Regions from separate parts of the Homo sapiens genome. Here region 1 is linked to region 2. Evidence: read pairs that join two places in POLR2A ChIA-PET (ENCODE). Cell type or tissue: OCI-LY7. All regions are shown on one strand. Each heading gives the region's core, and the rest is flanking DNA. Links, peaks and the distances in the headings are about the cores only. Region 1 overlaps NSUN6 (NOP2/Sun RNA methyltransferase 6). Region 2 overlaps CACNB2 (calcium voltage-gated channel auxiliary subunit beta 2).

Region 1 (2,817 bases), core at 41-2,540, 68 kb after region 2:
ATAACTTTGAAAACAGTTGCTGTATTTAACTGTCAACCCTTTATTAGACAATTAGTTCAACTGAAGGGCATCTAATACTTCTTAATTCTGTGGATTGTGTTTAAGCAATTTAAAAGTTTCCTTTTTGATTTTGGAAAACCAAATAATATAGTACAGTTGTAATTTTAATGACTGTGTACAACACTTCTATTAACTTTACAAAGTATCTTTGGGTAATGTAAGATGCTAAAATTAAAAATTATCCCTTATCACTAGCCCCTCACAATACACCCCACTTACCACTAAAAAGCCCCCATCACAATGTGAAGCTTTTGTATTGGCTGTTGGAAGCCACAGGGGGTATTGGCTTGGGGGGATAACAGTTTTCCAGGAAGAGGCAAGAGTCATCAAAAACCAAAGCAAAACGAAAAAAAAACCCCACAAATTTCCCAAATATTTTTGCACAAGAAAGCATGTAATTATGTCCTCCTGTCCTGTACAATAATTTCAGTAATCACATAGAATGAAAAAAGAGGCCGGTTGTGGTGGCTCATGCCTGTAATCCCAGCACTTTCAGAGGCCTAGGTCGGAGGACCGCTTCAGGCCAGGGGTTCCAGACCAGCCTGGGCAACATAGTGAGACCTCATCTCTATAAAAAAATAAAAAATTGGCTTCACATAGTACTGTGTACCTATAGTACCAGCTCCTTGGGAGGCTGAGGCAGGAAGATCACTTGAGCCTGGAAGATCAAGGCTGCAGTGAGCCATAATCCCACCACCACACTCAGCCTGGGAGACAAAGCCTCAATAAAACAAAAAAAGAGAAGAGACTACTACCTGGCCGGTGCAGTGGCTCATGCCTGTGATCCCAACACTTTGGGAGGCTGAGGCAGGTGGATCCCCTGAGGTCAGGAGTTTGAGACCAGACTGGCCAATATGGTGAAACCCCACCTCTACTAAAAATACAAAAATTAATTGGGTTTGGTGGCACACACCTGTAAGCACAGCTACTTAGGAGGCTAAGGCATGAGAATCTCTCAAAACTGGGAGGCGAAGGTTGCAGTGAGTGGAGATCATGCCATCGTACTCCAGCCTGAGTGAAAGAGCAAGACTCCATCTCAAAAAAAAAAAAAAATATATATATATATATATACATATATATATATATATGTATATATATATATATTATATACTAGCTGCCAAACTCTTGTGCCTGGTAGACAGATTTCAAGGTGTAACTACTTTGGCCACTCACCTTATGAACTACCTCATCTTCTCAAGTTAACCAGTTATTGAATGTCATTCAAGAAACCGTATCAGTTTTCTTAAGTTATAAACCAGTGCAGGCTTGAGATAATATATATTCAAAGTGCCTAGCACAAAGCCAACTTTAAATCAAAGCTGGCATAGATTCCTAGAATGTTATCTTGCATGAAGATGCAGCTCATGATTTGAGTATCTTTTTCCCTGTATTTTAGAAGATATTTTGAAACATGCCAAGCAAAATAGAATTTTAGTTCAAAATGAAACTACGTCACAGACTTCTCTGTGGGCCCAGATTTCAAATGGCAGAACTGCAGGAAAGTAGCAAACCAGAATAACACCTGGATTTCAACTTGAACCCTTTGTTCCAAGGAACCGAGTGTTTCAGTGTATGTTCAGCTCCCTTTAACCTCAAAGCTCCTTACTGAGATGTGGCAGGAGTAATTTTCCTAGTGGCTGGACTAAGACATAACAGTTATGAGCAGAACTAGGAGCAGGAAACAGGGCACTAGAGCTGAGGTTCCCTACATTGCTGCTGGATGAGTTTTGGGGTTTGGGGTGAAGAAACACTTTATTCCCCAAACCAGCTGGATTAGCAGTTCTCATTTTTTTACTTATAAAAGGAAATAAGGCTGGGTCTGGTGGCTCATGCCTGTAATCCCAGGACTTCGGGAAGCTGAGGCGGCCAGATCACCAGGTCAGGAGTTCGAGACCAACCTGGCCAACATGGTCCCCATCTCTACTAAAAATACAAAAATTAGCTGGGCATGGTGGTGGGCGCCTGTAATCCCATCTTGGGAAGCTGAGGCAGGAGAACTGCTTCAACCCGGAGGCAGAGATTGCAGTAAACTGAGATTGCACCACTGCACTCCAGCCTGGGTGACAGACTAACACTCTATCTCGGGGGAAAAAAAAAGGGAAATAAATCCATCAAGATGCTGGGGGAGAGTGGCTTTGTGAGACAGGTAATTCCCCCTTCCTGGTAATGGTGGGGTTGTTTTGTTTTGTTTTGAGATGGTGTTTCGCTCTGTCACCCAGGCTGGAATGCAGTGGCGCAATCTCAGTTTACTGCACCTCTGCCTCCCAGGTTCAACTGATTCTCCTGCCTCAGCCTCCCAAGTAGCTGGGATTACAGGCATGCACCACCACACCCAGCTAATTTTTGTGGGGTTTTTTTTTTTGTTTTTTTTTGAGACGGAGTCTTGCTCTGTTGCCCAGGCTGGAATGCAGTGGCGCAATCTCGGCTCACTGCAAGCTCCGTCTCCCAGGTTCATGCCATTCTCCTGCCTCAGCCTCCCGAGTAGCTGGGAATACAGGTGCCCGCCACCACGCCCGGCTAATTTTTTGTAGAGATGGGGTTTCACCGTGTTAGCCAGGATGGTCTCGATCTCCTGAACTCGTGATCCGCCCACCTTGGCCTCCCAAAGTGCTAGGATTACAGGCGTAACCCACCGCACCCGGCCTAATTTTTGTATTTTTAGTAGAGATGGTGTTTCACCATGTTGGCCAGGCTGGTCTCGAACTCCTGACCTCAAGTGATCCACCTGCCTTGGCCTCCCAAAGTGCTGGGATTACA
Region 2 (2,817 bases), core at 60-2,559:
AGAATCAAATTGACTTTCAGTTTCAGAAACGAACATTGGGGAAGTTTCTGACATTTCTTTATTAGAGTAAATTCTGAGCATGATATACTCTGTCAAAGGAAAATTCCTAGCATGGATACATCCATTTTTAAAAGCATCATTTTTACTTTGAAGTCAAAAGTATTATCAGAATTTGTCATCGATTCTTAAGGTTGTATCTACTAATACAGTGTTGCACCAGGATTCTGAAAGTCCACTTTAAAATATTTTAAAACTCTTTCCCTTTAATTAACGGAGTGTAAAGTATGTATGTAAGGCTACCACAAATATCTTTATATATGTGTATATATTAAAACATGTTAATATATTGACATAATATAAATAATATCCATATATGTAATATATTTTAAGGCTATCCAGGTTTTATACAATCAGCACATATTAGGGCTGGGCGCAGTGGCTCACGCCTGTAATGCCAGCACTTTGGGAGGCTAAGGCGGGAGATCACTTGAGGTCAGGAGTTTGAGACCAGCCTTGCCAACATGGTGAAACGCCATCTCTACTAAAAGTACAAAACATTAGCTGGGCCTGGTGGCACATGCCGGTAATTCCAGCTATGTGGGAGGCTGAGGCGAGAGAATCACTTGAACTGAGGAGGTGGAGGAGATTGTGGTGAGCCGAGACTGCACCACTGCACTCCAGCCTGGGAGACAGAGAGAGACTCTGTCTCAAAAAAAAAAAAAAAAAAAACAAAACAAAAAAACAAACAAACAAAAAAAACAAAAAAACCCACATATTAAACTTGTACTACTCAAACCTTTAAAAGCAAGGAGTTACACGGGATGCTGTGACTGTCTGAACACTTAACAGATGAAACAAAGATGAAAATCTTTGTGATCAGATTTCTTAATGCTTACAGTAAATATTAATTTAGGTTGTAACTTGACTGGGATTCAGTGGCCCAATGTTATTTTAAAGCTAGTATCTCATGTAGTTTGGGCCCTGATTTTTTAAAGATATCTAGGTAAAAAAAAAAGGACTCAAGTCATAACATATTGTGAGGCAGATGGATTAGTGACCAGAGAGTTACCTTTTCTTCAATAAGGTACTAGTTAAAATTATCTCCAGGAAGCTTCTGGCAAGAATCCAACGGCCTAAGAGGAATTAAAAGGTAATTGTAAATCCACATTTGCTAGCATAAAAGTCTCATGGAATTCAACCTCCACGACTGCAGTGGGAAGTGAAAGCTATGTACTATGCTTTATAGACCTATGCTGCCTAGTAATAGTAGCTTCTGCCTATTTATTAAATTTTAAAAATTTACACGCCTGTTCAAGTGCTCAGTAGCCCATTAGCTGCTGCCACGCTGGACCACATACAGAGAATATTTCCCTCATTGCAGAAAATTCGGTCAGACAGTCCGGTTTTTGAGTCTTTGGAGATCACAGAACAGATGAACTGAATGCCATTTTCTCGGAGTTCAACTAGATATTCTAATGTTTTGTGATAAGTTTCTATAAATTTTATACTTTAGATTTCTGTAGTGCTGCCTCTGAAAACTGCCCTTTTAAAACATGACTACTTTGGTTGGAAAATATGAGGTGTGTTTTTGGATAAGTTTCTTTCTGGTGCCATTCACGTCTTTGCTGTTTTATTTTGTATTTCATCTTGTTAATAAACATCTAGACGGCATACAGGTGACATGTAAACATAGATCAGCCCGTGCACTGAAAGGAAAACCTGTCATGGTTGCTAATGCAAAGTGGTCTGCAATGAACACACGGAAGATATGTCAAGGTTCTTATTTTACAGCAGTTTTATGAAATGATTTCATAGACTGCAAGCACAAAGAATGTCAGCAGAGAGCTAAAAATTTCCACAATCCAAGTATTATACTAAAAGTAAATTCTGTAGCCGGTTGACAGAAAAATTCCTTAAATCCTAATGATGTGTGGAGAAACAGCCCTTTCCAAAAGGATAAATTACTGTTGTAAATTTTTATCAATTCTATTGCCTGTAAGCATTAACATAATGGCTGACCTACTCACCTTTCTGTTGAAGAAACAGTATACCATTTTACTTTATCTTAAAAATACTGCACTTTAACTGAATTGTTTCGCCCTTTACAGCGGAAGTTCAGAGTGAAATCGAAAGGATTTTTGAACTTGCAAGAACATTGCAGTTGGTGGTCCTTGACGCGGATACAATTAATCATCCAGCTCAACTCAGTAAAACCTCCTTGGCCCCTATTATAGTATATGTAAAGATTTCTTCTCCTAAGGTAAGTAGGACTGCTACTGTTTGCTCTATAATCAAACTTTCCTAAAATGTATTTTATGTTCTGCTTTCTATAATTAGGCTATTGTAATAGCCTTTATGATGTATAGAGAATTTGAGGAGACATGATAGTCAAGAATTTTTAAATTGATATAGTTTCATGGCTTAGAACAGCTGTTCTCAAAGTGTGGTCCATGGATCCCTGGAGAGTGTTGAGACACTTTTAGAGGGTCCATTTAGTCAAAACTACTTCCATGATAATACTAAGACATTATTTGCCATTTTCACTGTTTTGATATTTGCATGGCTGATGCAAAAGCAATGGTGGGTAAAACTGCTGGCGTCTAAACATAAATCAAGACTGTGGTATCAAAGTACCAGCAGTTACTGTATTCACCGCCACCATGCTTTCGCAGTTTGAGGGGAAAAAAAGCCAATTTCACTTAATGTCCTTATAAAGTAGTAAAGTTTATTACTTTTATTAAATCTTGACTTTTAATATTCAGTGTACTAAAACAAAGTACACACAAAGCTCCTGCTGTATACCAAAAAGTAAGGACA

Evidence for each region. ChIA-PET counts read pairs that join two places held together with the same protein. Peaks named below come from ENCODE experiments on the same cell type or tissue, not always from the same donor. Only the 100,000 strongest peaks of a DNase experiment are listed, where the experiment ranks them.
Region 1: POLR2A ChIA-PET joins it to region 2 with 12 read pairs; 2 of 35 experiments call an interaction of 5 or more read pairs at or near these places.

The regions. Positions count from the first base shown.
Region 1 is chr10:18,599,830-18,602,646 of GRCh38, forward strand. All of the region lies in intron 6 of NSUN6 (NOP2/Sun RNA methyltransferase 6), which reads right to left. Among named protein-coding and RNA genes, the nearest start is that of NSUN6, 50 kb to the right of the region's middle. In OCI-LY7, for the core only: no CTCF peak of the experiment used is centred there; no DNase peak of the experiment used is centred there.
Region 2 is chr10:18,531,968-18,534,784 of GRCh38, forward strand. CACNB2 (calcium voltage-gated channel auxiliary subunit beta 2) reads left to right here. Exons shown (of 14, transcript NM_201596.3): 11 at 2,109-2,260. The region is part of intron 1 of CACNB2-AS1 (CACNB2 antisense RNA 1); the gene reads right to left. LOC124902387 (a long non-coding RNA gene) reads right to left here. Exons shown (of 2, transcript XR_007062077.1): 1 at 1,070-2,817. Among named protein-coding and RNA genes, the nearest start is that of CACNB2-AS1, 5.9 kb to the right of the region's middle. In OCI-LY7, for the core only: no CTCF peak of the experiment used is centred there; no DNase peak of the experiment used is centred there.